Linked DNA regions of Homo sapiens: region 1 is linked to region 2. The links are chromatin loops, found by intact Hi-C in ENCODE. Cell type or tissue: CD4-positive, alpha-beta T cell. All regions are shown on one strand. Links, peaks and the distances in the headings refer to the core of each region. The heading gives the core; the rest is flanking DNA.

What was found. A loop is a pair of places that touch in the nucleus more often than their neighbours do. Peaks named below come from ENCODE experiments on the same cell type or tissue, not always from the same donor. Only the 100,000 strongest peaks of a DNase experiment are listed, where the experiment ranks them.
Region 1: it touches region 2 in a loop (6-fold over the local background); 69 of 110 quality-filtered maps call a loop at or near these places.

Annotation. Positions count from the first base shown.
Region 1 is chr6:79,948,917-79,957,873 of GRCh38, reverse strand. All of the region lies in intron 1 of LOC124901351 (a long non-coding RNA gene), which reads right to left. It overlaps LOC124901350, which reads left to right and starts at 8,241. Exons shown (of 2, transcript XM_047419628.1): 1 at 8,241-8,306. It also overlaps the pseudogene GAPDHP63. In CD4-positive, alpha-beta T cell, for the core only: no CTCF peak of the experiment used is centred there; no DNase peak of the experiment used is centred there.
Region 2 is chr6:80,087,229-80,097,728 of GRCh38, reverse strand. No RefSeq gene overlaps it. Among named protein-coding and RNA genes, the nearest start is that of BCKDHB, 14 kb to the left of the region's middle. In CD4-positive, alpha-beta T cell, for the core only: no CTCF peak of the experiment used is centred there; no DNase peak of the experiment used is centred there.

The DNA.
Region 1 (8,957 bases), core at 4,928-7,427, 140 kb after region 2:
GCCAAGTTGTAAAGAACATCAAGGCTAGGAAGAAACTGCATCAACTAACAAGCAAAATAACCAGCTAACATCATAATGACAGGATCAAATTCACACATAACAATATTAACCTTAAATGTAAATGGGCTAAATACTCCACTTAAAAGACACAGACTGGCAAATTGGATAAAGAGTCAAGACCCATCAGTGTGCTGTATTCAGGAAACCCATCTCACGTGCAGAGACACACATAGGCTCAAAATAAAGGGATGGAGGAAGATCTACCAAGGAAATGGAAAACAAAAAAGGCAGGGGTTGCAATCCTAGTCTCTGATAAAACAGACTTTAAACCAACAAAGATCAAAAGAGACAAAGAAGGTCATTACATAATGGTAAAGGGATCAATTCAAAAAGAAGAGCTAACTATCCTAAATATATATGTACCCAATACAGGAGCACCCAGATTCATAAAGCAAGTCCTTAGAGACCTAGAAAGAGACTTAGACTCCCACACAATAATAATGGGAGACTTTAACACCCCACTATCAACATTAGACAGATCAATGAGACAGAAAGTTAACAAGGATATCCAGGACCTGAACTCAGCTCTGCACCAAGTGGACCTAATAGACATCTATGGAACTCTCCACCCCAAATCAACAGAATATACATTCTTCTCAGCACCACATCACACTTATTCCAAAATTGACCACATAGTTGGAAGTAAAGCGCTCCTCAGCAAATGTAAAAGAACAGAAATTATAACAAACTGTCTCTCAGACCACAGTGCAATCAAACTAGAAATCAGCATTAAGAAACTCACTCAAAACTACGCAACTACATGGAAACTGAACAACCTGCTCCTGAATGACTACTGGGTACATAACAAAATGAAGGCAGAAATAAAGATGTTCTTTGAAACCAATGAGAACAAAGACACAACATACCAGAATCTCTGGGACACATTTAAAGCAGTGTGGAGAGGGAAATTTATAGCACTAAATGCCCACAAAAGACAGCAGGAAAGATCTAAAATTAACACCCTAACATCACAATTAAAAGAACTAGAGAAGCAAGAGCAAACACATTCAAAAGCTAGCAGAAGGCAAGAAATAACTAAGATCAGAGCAGAACTGAAGGAGATAGAGACACAAAAACCCTTCAAAAAATCAATGAATCCAGGAGCTGGTTTTTTGAAAAGATCAACAAAATTGATAGACTGCTAGCAAGACTAATAAAGAAGAAATGAGAGAAGAATCAAATAGATGCAATAAAAAATGATAAAGGGGATATCACCACCAATCCCACAGAAATACAAACTACCATCAGAGAATACTATAAACACCTCTATGCAAATAAACTAGAAAATCTAGAAGAAATGGATAAATTCCTCGACATATACACTCTCCCAAGGCTAAACCAGGAGGAAGTTGAATCTCTGAATAGACCAATAACAGGAGCTGAAATTGAGGCAATAATTTATAGCTTACCAACCAAAAAAAGTCCAGGATCAGATGGATTCACAGCCAAATTCTACCAGAGGTACAAGGAGGAGCTGTTACCATTCCTTCTGAAACTATTCCAATCAATAGAAAAAGAGGGAATCCTTCGTAACTCATTTTATGAGGCCAGCATCATCCTGATACCAAAGCCTGGCAGAGACACAACAAAAAAAGAGAATTTTAGACCAATATCCCTGATGAACATCGACGCAAAAATCCTCAATAAAATACTGGCAAACCGAATCCAGCAGCACATCAAAAAGCTTATGCACCATGATCAAGTGGGCTTCATCCCTGGGATGCAAGGCTGGTTCAACATACGCATGTCAATAAACGTAATCCAATATATAAACAGAACCAAAGACAAAAACCACATGATTATCTCAATAGATGCAGAAAAGGCCTTTGACAAAACTCAACAGCCCTTCATGCTAAAAACTCTCAATAAATTAGTTTGGATACTTTCTGTTGCTGTTGTTGAGACAGGGCCTCACTAGGTGCCCAGGCTGATCTCAAACTTCCAGCCTCAATTGATCCTCCTGCCTCTGCCTCCCAAAACGTTGGGATTACAGGTGTGAACAACTGTGCTTGACCTTAAAATTTTTTATAGATATTTCATTGTTATTGATTTCCCATTTAATCCCCTTGTGGTCAAGTTCTATATTATTTCCTATTTGAAATTTATTAAGAGTTATTTAACAGCCCATAAAATTATAGATCTTTGTGATTGTTTCATGCCCATGAATTTGGCCTCCACCAGGTCAAATGATTTACAGTGTAATACATCTCTTCTATATTATAATTTATCTTTGCCTATTTATTATATTAATTATATAATAGGGGTATTAAATTCTATAACAATAATCTTGAATTTGTCTAATTTTTTTCTTAGTCTGTCAAATATTGCTTTATGTATCTTAAAGGTCTGTTATTACGTGCTTACCTTTTACTGGCTCTTTTATCTCTACTAACTTTGGTCTGTCCACATCCTGACATCCTTTAAGGAAGTGAAAAATAAAAAGCTTCTATTTTGCTTTAGGCACTTTTCTTTTGGGTTTTTCTGTAATATGTAATCATATCTAATGCTAAATGATACAAATACTATGACAAAAAAGTACAAGACACCGTGAACATGTGTGTAACGGGGATCTAACCTTGTTATTGGAGTCAGAGTTTTCCTAGGTCATACATTTAAGGTAAAGTGGGTATTAGCTCTAGTCAGAGGTTGTGAAAGAGTATTCCAAGAGGGAGAAAGTTATGTGCAAAAGCCCTGAGTCAAGGGAAGCTTGGCTCTTTGGAGAAACAGAAGGAGGTCCTGATTAGCTTCCCTGTATACTAAAAGCAGAAGTGGTAAAGGAATGATAGGCATTCTAGATCACACTTTCATTAGGCAAGAAGAAAGATTTACAATGTTCTAAGCTTCTAGATGTGGAGGCTTTGGAGCTTCCTGAGAGTACTAGAAATATTAAGAGATTTTAAGATGAGAAATGCCATCATCTGACATGCAATTTTAAAAGATACTCAAAGTACTGTGTGAGAATAAATTGTAGGAGGAAATAAATGGATGCAGAGAGATCAGTTAAGGGGTGATTGAGGCCAGGCACAGTTACTCACGCCTATAATCCCAGCACTTTGGGAGGCCAAGGCAGGCGAATTACGAAGTCAAGAGTTCGAGACCAGCCTGACCAACATGGTGAAACCCCATCTCTACTAAAAATACAAAAATTAGCCGGGCATGGTGGTGAGTGCCTGTAATCCCAGCTACTCAAGAGGCTGAGACAGGAGAATCACTTGAACCTGGGAGGCGGAGGTCGCAGTGAGCCAAGATCATGCCACTGCACTCCAGTCTGGGTGACAGAGCAAGACTGTCTCAAAAAAAAAAAAAAAAAAATGAGGTGATTGAAGTTTGAAGTGTTTAAGGTGGGAGAGAAATGATGGAATTTTCGGTTAAATTATATGCAGTAGAGCTGAGGGAAGTGGAAAAAATCAAGATATATTTTGCAAGCAGAATTAATAGGAGGTGGTCATGAATTGGATGTGTGTTGGAAGGGAGAATATTATAAAATGTCATTGATCACTTTTGGCATGTGTGGAAATAGGGAAATATGAAAGAAGAACAGATTGTGGGAGGGGGGGAGATAGGTTTTTAACATGTTGATTTTCAAGATGCCTGAGTTACATTAAAGAGAACCACACAAGCTATGAGATACATGAGCTGGAAAGAAGATCTAGGTTGAACACATATATCTGAGAGTTATGAATGCAGATGGTAACCAACGCTATGAGAGTGCATGAAATAATTTAGGCAGGGCTCTCTGCTCCTCCTGTTTGACAGACAGCTGCATCTTCTCTTGCATTGCCAACCACATCCCTGAGACACCATGGGGAAAGTGAAGGTTGGAGTCAATGGATTTGGTTGTATTGGGCGCCTGGTCATCAGGGCTGCTTGTAATTCTGGTAAAGTAGATATTATCGCCATCAATGACCCATTCATTGACCTCAGCTACATGGTCTACATGTTCCAGTATGATCCCACCCATGGTAAATTCCATGGCACCGTCAAGGCTGAGAACGGGAAGCTTGTCATCAATGGAAATCCCATCACTATCTTCCAGGAGCCAGATCCCTCCAAAATCAAGTGGGGTGATGCTGGCACTGAGTATGTCATGGAGTCCACTGGCATCTTCACCACCATGGAGAATGCTGGGGCTCACTTGCAGTGGGGAGCCAAAAGGGTCATCATCTCTGCCCCCTCTGCTGATCCCCCCATGTTCACGATGGGTGTGAACCATGAGAAGTATGACAACAGCCTCAAGATCATCAGCAATGCCACCTGAACCACCAACTGCCTAGCGCCCCTGGCCAAAGTCATCACTGACAACTTTGGTATCGTGGAAGGACTCATGACCACAGTCCACGCCATCACTGCCACCCAGAAGACTGTGAATGGCCCCTCCAGGAAACTGTGGCGTGACAGCCACAGGGCTCTCCAGAACATCATCCCTGCCACTACTGGGCTGCCAAGGCTGTGAGGAAGGTCATCCCTGAGCTGAATGGTAAGCTCACTGGCATGGCCCTCCGTGTCCCCACTGCCAACGTGTCAGTGGTGGACCTCACCTACCATCTGGAAAAACCTGCCAAATATGATGACATCAAGAAGGTGGTGAAGCAGGCATCAGAGGGCCCCCTCAAAGGCATCCTGGGCTACACTGGGCACCAGGTGGTCTCCTCCGACTTCAACAGTGACACCCACTCTTCCACCTTCAATGCTGGGGCTGGCACTGCCCTCAACGACCACTTTGTCAAGCTCATTTCCTGGTATGACAATGAATTTGGCTACAACAACAGGGTGGTGGACCTCATGGCCCACATGGCCTCCAAGGAGTAAGACCCCTGGACCACCAGCCTCAGCGAGAGCACAGGAGGAAGAAAGAGGCCCTCACTGTTGGGGAGTCCCTGGCACACTCATTCCCCACCACACTGAATCTTCCCTCCTCACACATTCCATGCACACCCCTTGAAGAGGGAGGGGCCTAGGGAGCCCCATGTTGTCGTGTACCATCAATAAAGTCCCCTGTGCTCAGCCAAAAATAATAACAATCATAATAGTTTAGGCAGAAAGGATAACATAAGTAAAAAAAAAAACTTGTAAAGCAGCCAGAAATAATTGAATTTTAACATTCACAGGCCACAAAAAGAGGAGAAACCGACAAGGATGAGAAAGAGGGAACAGATATATAAGTGATGTTACAGAAGTCAATGTTTTCCCTCAGTTGTTATTCACATTTGCTTTTGTGTATAGTGTGTATGGATTCTTCAGGTTCAAGACAGTTTCTCCAAGATCAGAGGGGGGTCATTTATCTTTGTATGGTTCACAGGCAGGTGAGTCCTACTGCAAAGTTGCTGAGTCCATAAAATTATGGTTCATTTACTGGAAAGTTTTTAAGCATTTATTCACATATAACCATTTTCCTTAAGAAGCATTCCTGGGTCATCGGGATGGCTGGTAGGAGATAGCTTCTGGAATCAACTAAATGCTTGCCTAGAACCAAGTATTTTTCTGATGTCTTGGGTTTTTAAAAGTAAGTCCTTGAAATACAGCTGGTTTCTTTCCTCTATCATGGTGAGTTTATTTCCCCTCAGGCTCTTTTTATCTTCTCCTACCCTGAAACCAGATTGCTCTTCAGTAATAGGAATATGAGAGCAGGGTGAAAAGGCATTCCCCATTAACACTTGGAATTTATTACCAGATTTCTTGGACCAAAGTTTGTTGATATCCATGAAGACAGATATGTTAGAGTAGTAAGTGAAGGAAATCACAACTCAGACAATACTCAATTAAGAGTGACAAAACTTTTCTTGGTATAGCCAAGCCAGGAAAAACGGGCAGAACCACCATGGTTTGGCCCTCTTATCACTATATGCTTGAATGTATGACTAAAAGTGTGGGATATGGCCTTGAAACATGGCTATGTGAAGAGAGACTGGGCTAATGGCTTTGACCGGTAAAGAATACAGATTGGGTGTACATATTGGGTCACACCAAAACAATGAATATCCAATGTAAGTAATTTGTAGTTGTCATTCTTAGGAAAGGAGTAGCATATGTACCTTAGAAATATGCATCAGGGGTTGCAAAGCTGAGAAGGCATTCTGATATATGATTCTGGTGGAGGTGGTGGCGGGTGAACCTAACTTATTCCCAGCATTCAATATGCCTAGTTGAAAATCATTATAATAAATTTAGTAAGAGACAAATAGCAAACTGGGAAAATATATTTGCAACATATGCAGACAAACTGTTAATAACTTTATTATAAGAAGATGTCTTATAAATCAATAAGAAAAAGTAGACACAACTAATGGAAAATGTCTAAAGAATTCAAACAGGCAATTCCTGAAAGAAGGCTAAAATTGCAATAAACATGATAATCTGTCAAGCAACAATGAAATATCAATCTTTACCTCTCAGACTGGTAATGATTACAAAGCATACATTCAGTAAAGAGAATGGGGTGGGGAAATGAGCACCTTTTCATAAATTTTGGTGGAATTGTGAATTGGTACATTTCTGGAGGTTAAGTGGGCACGATGTGTCAAAATTTGTAAACTTAAAACCCTTTGACCAGGTACAGTGGCTCACACCTGTACTCCCAGCACTTTGGGAGGCCAAGGCAGGCAGATCACATGACACCAGGAGTTTGAGACTAGCCTACCTAACATGGTGAAACCCTGTCTCTAATAAAAATACAAAAATTAGCTGGGTGTGATGGCACACACCCGTAATCCCACCTACTCGGGAGGCTGGGGCATGAGAATCCCTTGAACCCGAGAGGCAGAGGTTGCAGTGAGCCGAGACTGGGCCACTGCACTCCAGCTTGGGCGAGACAGTGGGATGCCGTCTCAAAACAAAAACAACCACCTCTCCACCCCTAAAAAAAGTCCCAAACCTTTGACCCAGAAATTTCCCTTGTAAATATTTATGCTAAGAGTTATTAAACAAGTGCACAAAATTGCATATTGTGGATACTAATAGCCCAATTGATACAGTAGTTCAAATTTGAAACAATCTAAATGCTAATCTATAGGGTAAATGGCTACATAAATGAGTGTGTATCCATATAATGGAATATTAAGTACTTGGTATTACGTTGAAAAGTATTCCTGATGTATTAAATTTTTAAAAAAGCAGATTATAGAGTAGCATTATTTTAAAAAACCATCTGTGTTAAGAAAAAAAGGCTTATATAGGCATGTAAAATTTATTTAGAATGGGAGACAAAATTATAGGGGGGATTTTCATTTTGTTTCTTTTTTTGTTATTTTATCTGTGCTAATGTATTATCAGGATAATCTATGTCCATTTAAATAAAATAAAAATAATTCATACAAGCTAACAAAAAGGTAAACATCTTTAAAAGTTTGAATGAAACATATCTCGTGGAAAACATTGTAATTCCAAGTTAGTCAAGCACCTGTGTTATATGATGGCTATAACGTGGGGGAGGAGTAATGAGCAGAATAAAACAAAAGACTGGAACTAATAGTAGTTAGTGTTATCAACAATTTTCTCCATTTTCTCTAAGTAGCATCCATGTAGCAAAATTTACTTCTAGAAGATTCAAAGTCTTTCTCTACAACTCTTTAATTAGGTTATTTCTTTTTACTCCTGACTCAACAGGCTTCCAGGTTCACTTTTCTTTGAAAGCAGAGGTTGCTGACAATATTACCAACATGGAAAGGTGGACTAGGAAAAAAAAGATGGATAGCTTGATTTATGTTGCTAACCTTGTATGGACTGTAGGACATTTAAAAATATTTTGTACTGGGTGTGGTGGCTCACTCCTGTAATCCCAGTGGTTTTGAAGGCCAAGGCAGGAGGATTGCTTGCAGGCAGGAATTTGAGACCAGCCGGGGCAACACAGCCAGTCCTCCTTCTCTATCAGCTATTTAGGAGGCTGAGGCAGGAGGATGAGGCAGGAGGATAGCTCGAGCCCAGGAATTCGATGTTGCACTAACCTATGATTACACCACTGCAATCCAGCCTAGCTGATAGAGTGAGACCCTGTTTCTAAAAAGAAAAAAATATTGCTATTTTATACAAAAAAATTTATGATAAAATGTCCTCTCCTTTAGGTTTTGTAGGTAACTGTATCCTATTTGCATTTGATCCACATGAAAGAACTCTGTTCTCAAAGTTTGCAGATGCTGTTGTTGCTTGTATTTGCTTTTACTCTGTTATGATGCTACCAAGATTTTGGTTAGATGGCTGTTATTCTAGGTGGCAGACATGCGGGTTTCCCTCCCTTTGCACAACTAAACAAGGTAGGCTTTGGTTCTGGGCAGTCACTGGTATTTACAAACCACTTATTCATGCCAGGTAATAGGGTTCCAGATTGGGTAAGTTTTATGTTCTGGTTCTTGGTATATGTTTAGACAGCTTATAAATGTAAATAAACATTCTACTCTTACAGGTGGAGTGTGGACACGGTGATATCCGTGTGACCGCCATTCCCAGCTGAAGGTTATCTCATCTATGATTTTCTTATACGTGACTGGCACCCCCTAGTGAATAGGGACTTAAGTTGACCTCCACGGTAGAAGAAATACCAGGGAAATACCTGAAGCTGTTTTAACAATTTCTCCTTGTATTAAGTATTATGCTGCAGTTTTGCGTGTGTGAATGGAAGTATGGGTAGAGATCTGTTCTCCCTAAAAACTCCAGGATTCCACAATATAGAAATAGTAATCAAATTTTTAGGTGAAGCTCGAACTAATCCGAACTTTGTTAGATCATCACTGTAAATGAATGGGTATTTATCCACTCCCTAAATGAAGAGACTTGACTGGATTTCTTTTTTTTATATAGCTACTAGAATCTGTTACACATAATTTAGGATTGAGACTTGAGAAATTGTCATTCCAATCCAGAAAACTTTAGATTTGCAAATATATTTGACAAATTAATAAATTAAC
Region 2 (10,500 bases), core at 4,273-6,772:
CTCTAGTCATTAAAAAAAAGAAAAGAAAAAAACCCACTATGAAAGTACTTCCTCTGAATTCTTCAACATAGACTGGAAAATTGCCACTAGAAGACTACTTAAATATACTTAGGAATTTCTGTAGAAAATGGTGGTAAAGTTGAATATTCTTATATCCTCTCTTTTAAAAAGAAAGAGTAAAGGGGAGCAAATTAAACACACACATTTTACATATACAGCATAGTTAGGACAGAGACATCTACAAACTAAAAATTTATGGGAAAATGAAAAATAAACAGACAACATTTGGCTCACACAGGTAGAGGGAGTCTAGAGAAAGCTTTATTTGGAGCAGAAAGATCATCTGAATAGTCCTAAATCTACAAAAGAAGCTAAATTTATACCTTAAAATGTCCCAACAAACAAAACTTCAAGCCCAGATTGCTTCGTTGGTGAATTCTACCAAACATTTAAGTAAGAAATAATGCCAATTATATAAAAAAATCTTCCAATATATAGAAGAGAGGGTAATATTTTCCAACTCATTTTATGATAATATTAACCTAATATTAAAATCAGATAAAGACACTATAAGAAAAGAAAACTACAAATATTCCTCATGAGGATAGATGCAAAAATCTTTAAAAAAGCAAATATAATAAAGCAATATATAAAAATAACAGTATAACAAGGCCAAATGGACATAAGAATTCATAGGAATGTAAGGTTGATTTAACATTTGAAAATCAAGCAATGCAATTCACCATATCAACAGACTGAAAAAGGAAAAAGTAATCATTTTAACAGAGGTAAATGGAAAAAGTAATCATTTTAACAGAGGTAAAAAAAGAACATAGACAATAAAAAGCAGAGATTGTTAAACTGGATGAAAAATCAAGATCCAAATAAATGCTGTCTACAGAAGACACACTTTAGATTCAAATACTTAAACGTAAAAGAATAGAAAGATATATCTTGCAAGCACCAGCCATGAGAAAGGTAGAGAGGCTATACTAATATTAGAAAAAAATAGACTTTAAAACAAAAATACGGTTTCTACAGATAAAGAAGGATACTTTTATGAAGACAAAAGGGTCAATTCATAAGGAAAATATAAGCAATTTTAAACATATATGCACCTAACAACAGAGTACCAACATACACGGAGCAAAAACTGACAGAAATGATGGGAGAAATGGACAATTCTACAACAATGGTTGGAACTACAATAACTCACTTTAATAGTGGGTAGAACAACGAGGCAGAAAATCAGCAAGGAAATGGAAGACTTAAACACACTGTAAACCAACTAGACCTAACAGGTATTTATAGAACACTCCACCTAAAAACACCAGACTATATGTTTTTCTCAGGTGTATATAGAACCTTCTCCAAGATACAGTATGTGTTAGGCCATAAAGTAAACCTCAATACATTTAAAATAATAGAAAGAGTTATGCATGGTGGTGTCCACCTATAGCCTTAGCTACTCAAGAGGCTGAGACAAGAGAATCACTTGAGCCCAGGATTTCAGGCTGTAGTACACTATGATTACACCTGTAAATAGCCACTGCACTCCAGCCTGTGCAATATTGTGAGACCCCATCTCTAAAACAAAAAGGAAAAAGAGAATAGAAATAATGCAAAGTATGTCCTCTGACCACAATGGAATAAAGAATTAAATTACAAATCAAATGGGTCAAAAAATAAATCAAAGGGAAATGATATGGTTTGGGTCTGTGTCCCAGCCCAAGTCTCTTGTCAAATTGTAATCCCAAATATTGGAGGTGGGGCCTGGTGGGAGGTGATTGGATTGTGGGGGCAGATTTCCCCCCATGGTGCTGTTCTTTCACGACAGTGAGTTATCACAAGATCTGGTTGTTTAAAAAGTGTGTAGCACCTCCCCCCATCTCTCTTCCTCCTGCTCTAGCCACATAAGATGTGCTGGCTTCCCTTCACCTTCTGCCATGATTGCAAGTTTCTTGAGGCCTCCCCGGCCATGCTTCCTGTACAGCCCGCAGAACTGTGAGCCAATTAAACCTCTTTTCTTTATGAATTACCCAGTCTCAGGTATTTCTTCATAAGAGTGTGACAACAGACTGATACAAGAAATTAGAAAATACTTACAGATGGATAAAAATGAAGATACAACATATTAAAACATATGTAACTAAAGTAGTGCTTAGAGGAAAATTTACAACTGTAAATGCCTGATTTAAAAAGAAGTAAGATCTCAAACCAATAACCCAAATTCCTGGCCTAAGACACCGGGGGGAAAAAAGAATAAACTAAGTCTAAAGCAATCAGAAGGAAGGAAACAAGAGCTAGGTTTTTTGAAAACATCAAAAAAAATCGACAAACTTTAAGCTAGATTGACCAAGAGAAAAAGAGAAGAATCAAATTACCAGACCAGAAATGAAAGAAAGGAAATGATTTTTAGATGAAAGGAGTGAAAAGGATCAAAAGCCATAAGTAGGTGAGGAAATATAAAAGGTATCATCTTTTTTCATGTCTTAATTCCATTAAAAGACAAATGAGTATTTAAAGTAAAAACTATAGGTGGATGTGGTGGTTCACTCTTATGATCCTAGTGCTTTGGGAGACTGAGGTGGAAGGTTTGCTTAAGCCCAGGAGTTCAAGACCAGCCTGGGCAACATAGCAAGACCCCATCTTTAAACAAAAATAAAAAAATAAAATAAATGAAGTAAAAATTATAACACTGTGTTGTGGGGTTTGTAATGTATTTACATGTAAAATATAAGACAATAATAGGATAAAGGGTGGAGTATAAATGGAATTATACTCTCCAAGGTTCTTACAGTTTGCATGAAGTAATATGATATTAAATCTAAGTAGAAGTGATACGTTAAGAATGAGACCCCTAGAGCAATAATTCCTTACAATTCCTACAGCAACCACTAAAAAGTCTTTCAAAGAGATATAACTAAAAGATATAACAAAAAGATAAAACTTAAAAGAGAAATTAAAATGGAATAAACATTCAGCCCCAAAGAAAGCAACTCTATTAAAGATTCTTCATAGGGTTGCTATATTCAAAGGATCATCTTGTAAAAGAAAACTGGCTGTACAAATAAGTTAGTGTAAATTAACTGTTATATGCTATAATAGACACAGTGAGATAAGTAATTGGTTTAGATACCAGCTCTGTTTCTAGCTGAATGACCTTGAGTGTATCATTTAACCCGTCAAGTCTCATGGAGAGAACATTAAAACTACCTAGAAGGATGTCATGATGACAAAATCACATGATACATACAAGTTACTTGTACATACCAATCGCTCAATAAGTATTTGTTGAATTAATTTACATGTGTAAACACATGTAAAAGATGTATATGTGCCAGTTCCAGAAGAAAAGTCTAGTAATATTAACTAGGATTGTTTTTATTAAGAATTCATAATTATGGAAGATGCCTTATCTCTCTGGAAAACAGAAGAAAACAAACCCCACCACCCGCCCAAAAAAGTCACAATTACGGATTGTAGTAACTTGGTCAAGACACCAGGTGGCATGAGATAATAAAAATTATTACCACTTGCTACTATTCTTCAGAATACAATTGTACAATGATTTGCATACTACATATTTAAGAAAAGTTGCAATTTAAATTTTCTAAATCAATGTACAGATTTCAAGGTGCCTTTTGATTAGTTCACTTTCCAATAGCAATTCCATTTCAGCCTTTCAGTGTATCTGCCTTTGCATCTGCCAAATAATAACAGGCCAAGCCCCACACATTGCATACATTATTTTATTTTATCTTCACTCTCCTAAGAGGCAGGTATTAACTCCAGTTTACGGATAAGAAAGCTGAAGCTCAGGGCAGAAAATGGGGTTCGAAACAAGACTTGACAGAAATTTCTTTGAAAATTATGTTACCTGGTCTCCCATGGTCCTTAATTTCTCTAAAGAAGTATGATTAAGGAAATAGCTAGAATAACCCTTTTCAAGCAAAATGCAAGAAGCAATCATCAAATTTATTATTCTTTATAAACTTGGATGTGGATTTACAGTATTGAATTTAGCAGACATAACTGAATTGTAAGTAAAAGCTTATTAATAATGCAAAATGTTTATGAAATACACATAGCCAAGAGGCTTAACATACCTTATGGTTTTTTTAAAAAAGTAAAATATATAGTAGACAGGCATCACAAGTTTCCATTTACAAAAAAAGAACAGAGCACATGTGGGGATAAGTCATTTAATCAAAGTCACTCCCTCCCAACCCATCTTGGAATTGGCTTCAGAGTACTAATGTGCTTGTTTTCCCAGATCAAAGTAGCATATATTTACTCTCTTTTTCATTCAACAGAAATGTGTTGAATACTATGTGAAGACTAATACAAACCAGACACAAATCCTTCCCTCAAAAGTCTTCATCTCCAAGGTAAAAAAGTTATGTAGAATAGTTTCTGGACTGGCTCACCCAAACTCAATTCCACTGACACAATTACACTTACACAATTCCACTGACACTATAGCAGGATTTTCCTTCCTGTTCAGATGATTATGTGACCATCTTTGTGACTCAAGTCATCACCAATGTCTGTCATGCTGAGCAAGAGGCATTCTTGCACCTGTTAAGGTCCTACCCTGGAGCCATAGCTGGGAGGAGAGGAAGATGGATAATTAATGCTGCTTCCCTCTTTGGATGTGGTTCACCAACCAACATAGAGCCCCTTTCCAACTTTAAAACCCTTGGTGCACAGAAATTCAATTCATCGGAAACATGTGTAAGCTAGGACAGATACAGGCAAGTTGTTCCAGAGACCATTCTGCAAAACATGTAGTGTGTAATACAAAGTAGAAAGAAATAACTCCCTTAAAGAATACAAAAATGGGTCAGGCATGGTTACTCAGGGTTGTAATCCCAGCACTTTGGGAGGCCAAGGCAAGAAGATAACTTGAAGACCAGGAGTTCAAAACCAGTCTGTGCAATATAGCAAACTCCATCTCTACAAAATAAAAATAAAATAACTTAGATGGGTGTAGTGGCATGTGTGTGTAGTCTTACCTACTCAGAAGCCTGCAGCAGGAGAAATATCTTGAGCCCGGGAGTTCAAGGCTGCAGTGAACTATGATCACGCCAGTGCACTCCAGCCAGCTTGGGTAAGAGAGTGAGACCCATTTCTAAAAAAAAAAAAAAAAAAAAAAAAAAATTAAATACAAAAATGTTTCTCAGTGCGGTCCCTTACTACTGCATCATTATCAGCTAGAATGCAGGTCAAAATACAAAGTCCTAGACTCTACTCTAGACCACTGGAGGGATAGGGCCTGAGAATTCCCATTACATTTTTTTTTCTTTTTTTTGAGACGGAGTCTTGCTCTGTTGCCCAGGCTAGAGTGCAGTAGCCAGATCTCGGCTCACTGCAACCTCTGACTCCCAGGTTCCATGCCTCAGCCTCCTGAGTAGCTGGGACTACAGGCATGCGCCATGATTCCTGGATAATTTTTTTGTGTGTGTATTTTTTTTTTTTTTTTTTGTATTTTTAGTAGAGATGGGGTTTCACCACATTGGCCAGGCTGGTCTCGAAAGACTGAAAATGAAACATTGAATATTTCTTTTAGCCAAGAAAAGGAGGGCCATGTGAAAACAGTGGCATTGGACCAGGGCCTTGAATATAGGGAGCTAACATTCCACATAGGTAAACAGTAGCTTGAGAAAAGGCAGAGCAGTGTGTAAGAACAGGTTCCTTTGGAATGGGGCAAAAGATACATAACAAACAGTGACAGGGAATGAAGTTGAGATAGTCCTTAGGCTCAGATCATGAGGGTTATAAATGTCGTCTTAGGAAACCTGGGCTTTGCTTTATTGGGTTGGGGGATGAGTTGTAGCAGTGGTCCTGAAGACTCTCAGGTTGGTGATGGCTGATGTTGAATTGACTTTGGTTTCTCACAAACAGTCATAACATACAGATACACATAAGGTCAGTTAAAATAAACAGGCCAATAAGAACAAGAAAATGGAGTTAACCATGATGACACTTTCCTGGCTTCAGCCCAGGCATAACCCTGAAAATGTCATCTTAAAGGAAGTAAAAGGTGACACTCTAAACACTAGCCTCTTCTCAGCATTCATCTCTCTGGACTGATGCAAGACATTTGACACTATTGACTAATCTTTTTTTTCCCCCTTCTTTAGCCTGACACTTCTTTTTCCCCTCTTCTAACATTCCATTATTTCTTTCAGATTCCTCTGCCTCCCTCTTCTCTTCTAAATAAAGTATCCTTCAAAGCACTGTTCTTGGGCTTCCTCTTCTCTCTGTCCCTCATAAACCTCATCTCTTTCCCCATCATTCAGAAGCCAATGATAATGGTAGCTCTTCTCTTTGTGCAGGAAAGAGTAGCAAGCACTTTATATGTATTTTCTCTGGTCTTCAGAGCAATTCTGTCAGTTAGGAGTAATTCTTATTACTCTTCAGATGAATAAACTGAGGCTCAAAGAGGGTCCATTCACTTAGTTATGGACATACCTCTATAAGTGATATAGCCAGGATTCAAACCCACATATGTTGGAATCCAACGCCTGACCTTTTCCCATGCTGACTATGATGATTTTCATGTGAAGTCCAATACTGCCTACAATAGAGTGGAACTGTCAAAGATGCAGCCAGACAAATTGATGGACAAAAAGGGCAGTTCAGAAATAGTCCCAGGCATATATGAGGTGGTATATGATACAGCTGGCACTTTAAATCATAAGAAAAGGATGGATTTTCCAGTAAATAATATTTTGATATGAATATTTAAACACCTAATTCAAACCATATACCAAAATTCCAGTTAGATTAAAATCTTTATTAAAAAATTAAGCCATAAGTATTTATCTATATTTTCTATGCATGCCATGTAAGTTTACTTGCATTCTCTATATTTACTTGTATTTTCTCAGTACATGTTTATGTGACATGGAGGAGGGGAAGGACTTTCAATACATACCATTAAAGGTGGAAAGCATAAATGAATTAGCAAGACATTTGGTTACCAAAACAGAAAAATTTCCTGAAGAAAACTAAATCTCTTAAACAATTTAATAGCTCCGGGCTGACATTTCCATTTTCCTGCTGCTCATGCTGCTAGTTTCTTATTTCTATTTGTAGTTTGTTCTTTTCCCACTACCATCTAATCCATAATCTAGTAGGAGAAAGATCTCTGAGGTCGATTCAACAGTTAAATGCAGGTATGTCAAACTTTCTGGAACTCAGTTCCTCTTTGTTTAAATAGAAGGTGTTGACCTGGATGATTTCTGAGGTTTTGTTTTGTTTCGTTTTTTTCATTTTAAAATTCTATAATTCTCTTTTTACAGCCTCTACTCCTTTCAGTACTATTTGAAGGGGATAATAAATAACCAGTCTTTCTTCTCCTGAGTTCAGAGCCAATTGAGAAATAAGACTCATGAAAGACACACATGGTAACTAGGTAATAGCTTTCTTACTGATAATAGTGAGTTTAAAAATGTGGCTTGTTTTATGGCCACATGAGCATGCTAACTAACACTCTCCTCCCTGACACAGAATCAAACTCATCCACGCAGTCAAAGCTAAGTTTGACCACCACAGTCCCTCCTCACTGCACAGCAGAGGAGGAAAATAAGGAGAGATAATGTGATGTGAAGCTACACATGTTCATTTTTTCCTCCCAATCTCATCAGAGGTAGGAGTATAATTTAGCTGAATTTCTTGTATATGGAATTATGAAGGAATGAGAAAGGACCCTCTAACACCAATCACATAATTATCTGTTTCTTCTAATAACTGATCTAATTCAGAGTCTTTCCTCCTTCATTTAGAAAAAAGGATATCCTCTAAATTGGGCCCCCCATTTCTGGCCTCCCCACCATGGTATCCATGCTGTGCACCACTTCCACATTAATCTTCCCAAATCATAGGGTAGCTGGACAAATCTGAATTTAGAATCAGAGAATGGATGTTAAACTTGGTTCTTTTACTAATTAGCTATATGGCTGTGGGCAAGTGTCCTTACTTTCCTAGGATTGGGGAACCCTTATCCATAGCATGGCATGGTTAGACTATCCCTTCCTATTCCATAGTATCAGTTCAAGTTTCAAACACTTTCAGTAAGTTTGTCCATAGTATAAATCCCTTAGCATGGTATGTGTGACTCTCTACAAACTAACAAAGATTTTCAGTCTTTATTCACAGAACTTCCTAAAGAGCCTGTCCTTTTTAGCAAAATAAATCTCTAAAACATTTAGTCCTTTATTATTTCTGTGCTCTTCCTTTATCTGCAGTGTGACTCGTCACTCCCAGCACTGCTTCTCTAGAGACTGTTCAATCTAGATCCCACAGAAACAATTCTTCTTTCCCAGTCTGGGCGAGGTGGCTCACGCCTGTAATCCCAGCACTTTGGGAGGCCAAGGAGGGCAGATCACTTGAGGTCAGGAGTTCGAGACCAGCCTGACCAACATGGTGAAACCCCGTCTCTATTAAAAATACAAAAATTAGTCAGGTGTGGTGGCGGGCGCCTGTAATCCCAACTACTCGGAAGGCTGAGATAAGAGAATCACTTGAACCCGGGAGGTGGAGGTTGCACAGAGCCAAGATCATTCTGCTGTACTCCAGCCTGGGTGACAGATCAAGACTCCGTTTCAAAAAAAAAAAAAAAAAAAACAATACTTCTTTCCCAAGCCTTTTTGGATTTTCCCAGCCAGAAGTGATAGCAGATTCAGATCTAGGGTGGGGCTACATTTGTCATATACCCACCTGTGGCAGAGACATTTACTGCTCACTGAATAGCCGTGGGCAAATACGTAAAAGGAATACATCCTACTTCGGGACAAATGACCCTCCAGTTCTCTCCTCCTCTGCAGTGGCAACCTGAAACATACTTGCTTTGATGTCTATTTCACAAGCTCTTGTAACATGAAAGACACAGATCTTGGGTAAGCAAGCGAGATTTGTTACCACAGCATAACCCAGCTTAATCTGACTTAATACATCACCTGAAAGAAGGCTGGGGATCACAAGGCTTACTGCGGCTTCCTTAATTGTCCACAGAGCTATCAACATGACGGTGGGATATCAATATTTATTATATGTTTTATATTGAAAATTATAATAACCTACAGGATTATCATCAATATTTATAATATTCTGTTAAAATAATTTTTGTTAATGTTGTATACTCTTATGTATCATGTCATTATTTATTATTATATCACTTATAATAAACACCAAAGTGTTTCTTATACCTGTTTTTAGTTGTTCTTTTTTACGTAAACATCTGCTTTTTATTTAATGCTTAAACAACTACTTTAACTTCTGCTCTAAGCAACAGGACAGAGACCCAAATAAAGGGTTTCAATCTTTTAGAAATTACACTCCTTCTCATTGTTTGTTGGATTTCACGACCCATTTACCACTTTCTAAAAATATAGGTGACTGTAAAACAAGTGATGAATAAAACTGAGACTCAGAGAGTAAGTTCACATTTCTATTATAAAGAATAAAATAAACATACTCAAAAAAGTAGAAGTTGGAAATGACACTGTTGCCTTCTCTACACATCTTCTTACAGGCTCACACTTTCACATTTTCTTTTAAATTATTAGTATGAAAAATGTCAAAAATATAGACAAAAGTAGAACCAACAGTAAAATTAACCCCAATTTATCCAACAACCAGAGTCAGTGATTATCAAGATTTTTTCCTACTTGCTTTGTCTGGTTTTTTCATTGCTATTGTTGCTAGAGTATGCTAAAGCTAATACAACATTTCATCCATACACATTTCAGTATACATCTCTTTAAAAACTTATATTTTCTTAAATAACCACATTGCCATTATCACACCACAACATCCTCAATCCCTACATTTACTTTTAAAAATTAAAATTAATAGACAAAAAAATAAGTTTGTTGAGAAAATTATTTTGAAATGCAATATAGTACTCCCTTGTGAAATGTGGATATACCCTTGATCCAACAAAGAAGTTGCAACTGTTTGGCACCCTTGACAGCTTCCAAGGCTTGCAAGTTCCATATCAGGTCAAAGTGGACATGGAGCAGTCAGCCAGCCAACTCTCCCACCAAACAAAAGCACCCACTCTTGGGATAAAAGGTTATCTCTGCTCCTCTCTACCAAAACACAGCCCCTGCCCTTAGCCACATGGCAGGATGCTTTTTCTTCTAAAGAAAAGCTTAGATGAGTGAGACTGTCATGGGAGAAAGTGTGAATTTGGAAGAAGGGGCTGCTGAGGCTCAAAGTTAGACTTTCCCTAAATCTTTGGGGTGTGGAGGAGCTGGTATTGGCATCATTTATTGCATAAGATGTGTGTGTGTGTGTGTGTGTGTGTGTGTGTATTGTTATAAGTTTTGATCTGTGTGGAAAAGGGAATTTGAAAACAGAGTTGGATGATTAGAAAGGCTTTCCTTATAGACCTTGTTCAGTAAGCATAAGAGTGCTCCTGTTATATTACCTGCAATCTCTGATAAATAAATGAAGCAAAAATAAGCTAGATATGAACAAGCTGAGAAT